Regions from separate parts of the Homo sapiens genome. Here region 2 is linked to region 1. The links are chromatin contacts, found by Hi-C in ENCODE. All regions are on one chromosome and are shown on one strand. The core of a region is the stretch at or near the end of the contact, and the rest is flanking DNA. Distances in the headings are between cores, read along the strand shown. Region 1 overlaps CERS6 (ceramide synthase 6). Region 2 holds the start of MYO3B (myosin IIIB).

Region 1 (4,046 bases), core at 1,363-3,862:
GTAACTGTTAGTGAGGATGCCATGCCATTCCTAAAGCTTATACAATCCTGTGTATATAGGAATTTAGCACCTTTGTCAAACATGCAGTGTTTTAGATCTATTTGCTATATTTTGCTTTTGTTTTTAAAATAACTGTTGCATTATATTGTCTTAGATGGTAAGTTCATAAAGTGAAGGGATATGTTGATATATTTTATAAATTGTTGATGAACACAGCTTAATACTCTGGTAATGTTTTTCTGAGTAAAGAAGGAATAGCCACTATGTATAAATATGTTAGCATAGAGGAATGAAAAATTGGGAAAAACAAGAATAGGATTTTGGATGAAATTAATATAGCCAATCTATATATTAATGTATTAATAGATTTATTTTGATTATTATATGACGTAGTTTCTTCATCCTTTACTTTTAATCTGTGTAGGACTTGTATTTAAAATGGGTTTCTTGTAGGCAGCATATAGTTGGTTCTTGTAATTTTGAAAAATCTTTTTTCATGGGTGTGTTTAGATCATTTTTGTTTAATATAGTTAGTGACATGATTGGATTTAGACACACCATTTTGTTATTTGTTTTCCGTGTATTCCCTCAGTTATTTGTTTCTTCCCCCTTTTTCTGTCTTTTGGGTTATTTGAATCTTTTTAGCATTCCCTCTTAATATTCCATATTAGCTATTTTGCTATCTTTAAAAAAATTTTTTTTTGGTGAATGCTCTGGGAGTTATAATATAATACACCAAAACTTTCACACTCTACTCAAGAGTTAATGTTATATTCTTTAAGTAAAATGTAGACTCTTTATGATAGAGTTTCCTTTATCCTTCCCCACTTACCTGTAGGTTATAATCATGATGTATATTACATCTACATACATTGAAACCCCACCAGTGTTACACATTTTGCTTTCAGCAATCATATAAATTTTAAAGAACTTAAGGGAAAGTAGTCTTCTATATTTACCGAGATATTTATTATTTCTGTTTTTTGTGAAGATTCCAATTTCTTTCTGAGGTTATTTCCCTTAAGCCTGAAGCACGCTCCTTAGCTTTTTGTAGAGCAAGTCTGCTGAAAATGAATACTTTTAATTTTCCTCCATCTAAAAATACCATTATTTAGCTTTCTTTCCTGAAGGATGTTATTGATGGATATGGAATTTTAGGTTGGTGGATTTTTTTCCTTCAGCATTTTAAAGATGTTTTTCTATTGATTTCTTGCCTGCTTGGTTTATGATGTGAAGTTTTCAGTAATTCAAACCATTCTTCCTCTGTAATAATGTGTAACTTTAGCCATTGTGAATACTTTATTTTTGCTTTTAAGCAGTTGACTAAGTGTGACTATTTTTGAGCTTATTCTGTTTGGGGTTTGTGAACTTCTTGCATTTGTAAATTTGTGTCTTTTAATGAGTGGGAAGTTTTGGGCTATTATTTCTTCAAATAGTTTCTCCACCAATTTTTTTTTTTTTTTTTCTGGAAAACCAGTGACATGAATGCTAGAACTTTGTGATATTTTCCTGCAGGTCTTTGAGGCTCAGCTCATTTGTCTCAACAAATTTTTTTTTCTTTGTTCCTCATATTGGATCATTTCACTGACTCTTCAAGTTCACTTACTCTTTCTTCGGTTATATATATATTTTGACTTGAGCTATCCCATGAATTTATTTCAGATATTATATTTTTATTTCCACAATATGCACTTGTTTTTCTAGTTTTAATTTTTCTGTTGAGAACTTCTGTCTTTCCATTCATTCCATATCACCATGGAGGATATTTATAATATTTGTCCTTTGGGTTTCTCAGAGTTGGAATCTGATTGCTTTTTTCCCTAAGAACTGATCATATTTTCCTAGTTCTTCGTATGTGGAATGATGTTGGATTGTATCCTGGACATTGTGTATGTTATGTGGTATAGATTCTGGGTCCTGTTCTAATCTTCTAAATAATGTTGATCTTTTAAAATTTCTTTTAGCAGGCAATAAACCCAGCTAGATTCAGGTTATATTTCTGTCTCACCTTCTTGTGGCAAGTGGTACTAATCTCAGTTCAGGTTTCAAAGCCTTTGTGATGCAACTCTGGGTCTGTCCCGTGTGTGCCTCTCAGGGGCAGTGGTTTCTAGACTTAGTTCAGTTCTTATAGCTGTTGCTATACTGTTCTAGATCTGTGTCATGCATGCACAGCTTAGGGTGAAGCCAGGAATTGTGCTGATTCATGTTCAGAATTAGGGGATTCGCTTCTCCATTTTCTTTCTCTCCGTGATTCCCCCATCCTCTTTGGCCTGTGAGGGCTCCTTTTCCAGGTTCCTGTGGTCATAAAGACTGGGTTTCCTGGAGTATGAGTGGCTCAGGCTGCTGTCCTGCTGCTCTGCTGTATAGTGGGGCTCTGTGACTGGGTCCTGCTCCAGGACATAGCTGCCAGAATAAAAGAAAAAACAAAACCAAACAAAACAAAACTGGAAACTCATCTCCTTGTAGATCATTTCTTTACATTTGACTCCTCCAGAATTCACCTTGTTAACATTTCAGTCCTCAGTTGTTGCTCTTTGTATTATTTTGGTAGCTGTTGAGTATCGAGCACATGCTTCTGCTAAGTTTACAGGATATGACTTTTCTCACTCAGGTCACAACCCATACTTCCCTTTGTTGCTCATCTCTGTCCCAGGCACTCAGCTCTTTTTGTGGCCAGAGCTTTTAGTTTTAAAAAGCGAGAGAGAGAGAGAGGCTCTACTGGGCTTACTATCAGAGAGGAACTGGGGCTCCCTGCTTTTCTTTTGTTTCTGCTTTACAAAGTACGTCTATACCTCAAAGGAGAGAATATATGATGATAGTGTGTATAATGTCAACAGACCTTCCCCGCAGAGTTTGCAAAGAAGATCCATATTTTGCTACCAAGTGACACTTTGACATCGGGCTAACTTAAAACAGCAATTTTCTTCTTTTCACTGTTTTGTGAGATGTACTTTGTATTCATACTTTGGGGAGGCAGGTAACATTTTCTGAGGGGAAAAACGAAAGTCCCAAAAGAACTGGGAAGCCTAGAAGCAAGGAGTGCCAAAGAGGTGAGGGAAGAGCCTCATTGTCTGCAGGCAGTTGACAGTCACGCTGAGGATGGAGTCTGTGACCTGGCTCCAGCAAACTGCCATTGTCAGCTTCTCTTTCCAAATGACTGTTTGAAAGAAAACAGGGTTACCACATCTGCAAAAGAAGAATATGAGGAAGGAAAGAGGATTAGGTTAAAAATACTTAAAACTAAGGAGTGCTTCTTCCTTTGTTCATATAGGGCTTTGCGCCCATGTTTGGCTGTTTTTCATTAAAAGCAGTCTTAGTTTTTACTTTGAACTTAATCATTTCCAAGTGACAGTCTTGGCTTCTTTATATTTGACTTTATATTTAGGAGTCAGCAAAACAACTGTAATCCTGCCACTTATCATATTAGTATATTTTCTGTGCTATTTGTTCTTTTCTAATCTTTGTTTTTTTTTCAATAATGAAAGTGATAAATGCTTATTGTAAATACTTTAAACAATAGGAAAGTAGACACAGTAAGAAAGTAGAAACTGACTCCTTAGGGTTAACTATGGAACTATGGTTAATAGTGTTCAAGTTTTCTAGCTTCTCTTTTTTTTAAAAATTATACTTTAAGCTCTGGGATACATGTGCAGAACGTGTAGGTTTGTTACATAGGTATACACGTGCCATGGTGGTTTGCTGCACCCATCAACTCATTAGGTATTTCTCCTAATGCTATCGCCTCCCCTAGCCCCTCACCCCCCAACAGGCCCAGTGTGTGTTTCCCTCCCTGTGTCCATGTGTTCTCATTGTTCAGCTGCCACTTACGAGTGAGAACATGTGGTGTTTGGTTTTCTGTTCCTGTGTTAGTTTGCTGACAATAATGGTTTCCAGCTTCATCCATGTCCCTACAAAGGACATGAACTTATCCTTTTTTATGGCTGCATAGTATTCCATGGTGTATATGTGCCACATTTTCTTTATCCAGTCTATCATTGATGGGCATTTGGGTTGGTTCCAAGTCTTTGCTATTGTGAACAGTGCCG
Region 2 (4,249 bases), core at 1-2,500, 1.7 Mb after region 1:
ATGTGCAAATACTGTAGGAAATATAGGAAGATAGAACACATTATCCCCATTCTTAAGATTCTTATGACAGTAAATGGAAACACAAAGGCCATTATTGACTAGCGGGAGTAAGATCGCTGTCCTTTAAATCACCTTCTTCATATTTGCATTCTCTGTGTGCTGTTTCTTGGCTCTGGGTTTCTCTCCTGCCTCATCTACACTAATCCTTTTCACTTCTTCATTCAAAACTGTACCTAGATTTATCTGCTCCAGGAAGCATTCCCACTCAAGTCTTGGTCCTGGGTTGAACTGACTCCTCCTCAGAATTGATGGATATAGCTTATCCAGTGTTATTGCACAGTCTTCAACTATTTCACATGGGCCTATGTGTCATGTTAGCTGGCCAGAAAAGAAGCTTTCTGGGGACCCTACCCTCCTGTTTCTCACTTCCCCTCTCTCCCTTTTTTTTTTTTTTTTTTTTTTTTGAGATGGAGTCTTACTTTGTTGCCCAGCCTGGAGTGCAGTGGCAGAATCTCTACTCACTGCAACCTCCGTTTCCCAGGTTCAAACAATTCTCCTGCCTCAGCATCCCTGGTAGCTGGGATTACAGGCGCACACCACCATACCCTGCTAATTTTTGTATTTTTAGTAGAGATGGGGTTTCCCCATGTTGGCCAGGCTGGTCTCGAACTCCTGACCTCAGGTGATCCACGAGCCTTGGCCTCCCAAAGTACTGGGATTACAGGCGTGATCCACCATGCCCAGCACCACCCCCCCACCCCCTGCCTCCTCTTAACCTACTGTTCTGTATATAGCCCAGGGCATGCTACTGAATGAATAGTCACTGTTGAATAGTCACTGTTTCATTGCTTGGTAATTCAGATCAGAAACTCATGGTGTTTCCCCTGGGTTTATCTGCAGTTCAGAAAAGTGACCCTGACTACATGCTTTGATTATGCCCTTTGCTCACAAAAAGATGATTAGTTTTGATTGTGCAGCATTTGGAATGAAGGAATTTAATCTGGAATGAAGGAACTTTAAAAGGTTGGGGGAATATCACATTGGAACTGTTAAATGACATGCAAACAGGATCTGTGAGAATGGTTTTGATTCTGCTCTGTGTCCTGGTAGGAGACACTAAATAGATCAGGCTCACTACCAATTAGCATCATCTTAATCTTGCCTAATAGTGAAGCAAAGTCACCAAGGATTTGGTGGATTTATCAGCTCCTCCCACAATAGTCATCTGAGGCTAACACCTCTTGGAACCTAGATCGAAAGTCCTTTGGTAATGATGTGTCATACATTCTAGTCATCAAAGACACCATTTTCTGGGCCTGAAGTGTTCTGCTGGTTTTTGGAGGAATGAGAATCCAATCTCTCATAAGCCGGATTCAGAAAATAGGTCATCGATGTGAGTTGCAGTTATTTTCCTTCCAGCTTTCTTCTGTGCTTGCTTTAGATTGTTTTTCTGCAAAGGGCAGATGCAGCTGCCCTGGCTGGTGGGCAGTGGAGGGGGATGACAGCCACTCTGGCTTTGGGCCTCTGTCTGACATCACCCAGATTCCTGGGTCCTCTCAGTTAGCATTTGCCTTTTGTCTGGGTGGTTAAATTTCTCTTGAAGGAGTAGGATAAACACCCTCTTGAGTATTGCTTTTTACACAGACACACACCACACACACACACACACACACACACACATACACACAGCATAGTTCATAGTCACTTGATTTGCCACCTGCAGTTTATAATAGAATGGACCTGTGGGATTATAAACCACTTTATTTCTGCACAGAATTTCTCAGCTTGAGGCCAAATTGAAGGGCATTAGTCATCAGTAATTTGCAGATGTTTTTAATGTTTTTCACCCAAGAGAGGTTTCAGGCAGCTAAAGCTAAGATAAATTTCCTCATGCTTTGGTGGGGAAATGAAAAATCTGATCATTTAGTTAATCATTTGTAAGAGCTGTGGGTATGTATTGTTCCTTAGTGACTGCAATATCATGACAGATTTGTTAATTTGGTAACATGACAATGTAAACAATAGTAGATAAATTCCATTATGCCATGATTCTTTTCTTCCTCTCAGTAATTTTGTATATTCAAGGTTTAAAATCCATAGAACATTAGAGATGGAACTTAGAGATCAACCTAGAGATCATTGGATTCCTCTACCAAGCTCTGTCAAATGCCAGTCCTGAGTGTCTCCCCTGGAGCATCAGGATAAATAGCTAATGCATGGGGGGCTTAATAGGTGCAGCCAACCCACCATAGCACATGTTTATCTGTGTAACAAACCTGCACGTCCTGCACATGTAACCTGGAACTTAAAATAAAATAAAATTTAAAGAAAGGAAAAGAGTACATAATCAGTGGAACCATAAAGGTCAGTTCTAGTGGGAAAATTAGGAAAGGCCTCCTAGAAGAGAAGACATTTGAGCTATACTTGAACAGGCCCTATCTAGCAGCATCCAGATAGGTGGTTTGTGAAGAAGCCAGTTCCTACTCTTACGTCTTTACCATGGTTATGGTTTGAATGTCCCCTCCAAAGATCATGTTGAAATTTAATTGCCATTGTGAGAAGAAATGGGACCTTTAAGAGGTGACTAGGTCATGAGGGCTCTGCCCTTATGAATGGATTAATGCTGTTATTGTGGGAGACGGCTCCTAGTAAAAGGATAGGTTCAGTCTCCTTTTTCTCTCTCTTGAGCTCTCACTCTCTTGCCCTGTCTCACTATGTGAGACCTTCCACCATGTTATGATGCAGCAAGAAGGCCCTCACCAGATGTGGCCCCTTGATCTTGGACTTCCCAGCCTCCAGAACCATGAGCCAAATAAACTTCTATTGTTTATAAATGATGCAGTCTGTGGTATTCTGTTACAGCAGCAGAAAATGGACTAACACAACTATTATGCACTTGCTTATGTATTGGTTTGGAATTATTCTCTAATTTACTCACGCTTGTATGGTATGTGTTTCCTTATTCTGTGTATCTCTGGGTGTTATATTTAATATTTGTACAGATTTCCTCTGACATTTCACAGTTCAGGTTTCCGATTTCTTCTTTCTAAAATCTATTCTCTAGATTTGAAAGCATTCTATGATTTGTGATTCATATATACCATACTATAACATCTAGAAAAAATATTCTGAATAGCATACTGAGCAATGGAAATCTTCATCATGAATTTTCTAATGAGTATAAAATGTTGCTGGGCAAGTTTCTATTTAAATCATGCTCGCTAGGCTTGACTAACTGCAGACATTCACAGGGTGCATGCTGCAGAGTGCTTTACTTTCAACAAGGTAAGGCTGTACCTCCGTTAGGGACTAATTCAGGGTATTCAACAAGGGATCAGACTAGACCAATTTGGGGTTGTTAAGGAACTAAAACTAGCTCACGAGAAACTCAAATCAGCTCATGAAAAGAGGGGCTGCTTGGAAGAATGCAGTAGGAAATTTCATGGGTTACAAGGACAGACAGCAAAGCTTAGCAGGCCTCAGAGGGCCAAGATGTAGAATTCACAGTGAACCCACTCACTAATCCTCTTTGTCTCACTCTCTCAAGCATGGTCCTTTCAGTTTCTTATTTCTCTGTTTTCTTTTTCTTCTCAGGATGAGCCTCTGTTTCATATGGTTTCTGCTATCCTCTGACTTCAGCACACATTTGGGTCATAATAGTCTCCTCTGTAGAGATCTCTTATATGTTTTTTTAAAAAATATTTATTTTAAAAAGTAGAATAACATATGCACTAGCAAAAAACATGACTAAAAATGTGTAATAATTTTAAAAAGCATATAAATTTCTCTCTTTTCCAAACTCTCTGATTTTTACCACCTCTCCCTAAAGTTTAAGAGTTTCCTGTGTAGCCTTCTGGAAAAATGTATATAAGGATATACACATACATAGAGACATACACACAAATATACACATAAAATGACTAGAAATGCAAATATTCTTTGTATTTACACAAAAATTGTCCTCTCTATACACTATTCAACACTTTTAAAACAAATCTTAATTGTATATTTGGCATTCTTTCCATATTAATTGGCAGAAAATTTACCTTTTTTCTTTTTGGTGGTTACCTGTGGCTACATTGTATTTAATTTTATGTAACTATTATGATTTATTAGATAATCTCTCCATGATGATGGGCCTCTAGGTTGTATCTGGTTTTCTACTGAAAATAATACTATAGTGAACAATCTTGTATGTCTATCTACTTCAAGTTTAATAGAGTTTTAGCTCTTACATCTGTTTAATGAT

Evidence for each region. Hi-C counts contacts between places; a loop is a spot of excess contacts on that map. Pooled maps may share reads with other maps.
Region 2: a map with no recorded cell type shows a loop between it and region 1 (6-fold over the local background). The contact joins the promoter of MYO3B here to the enhancer-like site in region 1. A Hi-C loop is called at or near these places in 1 of 37 single-sample maps with no recorded cell type and 2 of 50 pooled maps.

What each region holds. Positions count from the first base shown.
Region 1 is chr2:168,488,024-168,492,069 of GRCh38, forward strand. The region is part of intron 1 of CERS6 (ceramide synthase 6); the gene reads left to right. Among named protein-coding and RNA genes, the nearest start is that of CERS6, 34 kb to the left of the region's middle. RefSeq lists an enhancer at 2,163-2,552. Within about 2 kb of position 2,613, at least 9 of the 41 ENCODE cell types and tissues checked have a DNase peak (open chromatin) inside an H3K27ac peak, as active enhancers do.
Region 2 is chr2:170,176,897-170,181,145 of GRCh38, forward strand. MYO3B (myosin IIIB) reads left to right here and starts at 1,251. Exons shown (of 35, transcript NM_138995.5): 1 at 1,251-1,393. The coding sequence starts at 1,392. RefSeq lists an enhancer at 3,433-3,662.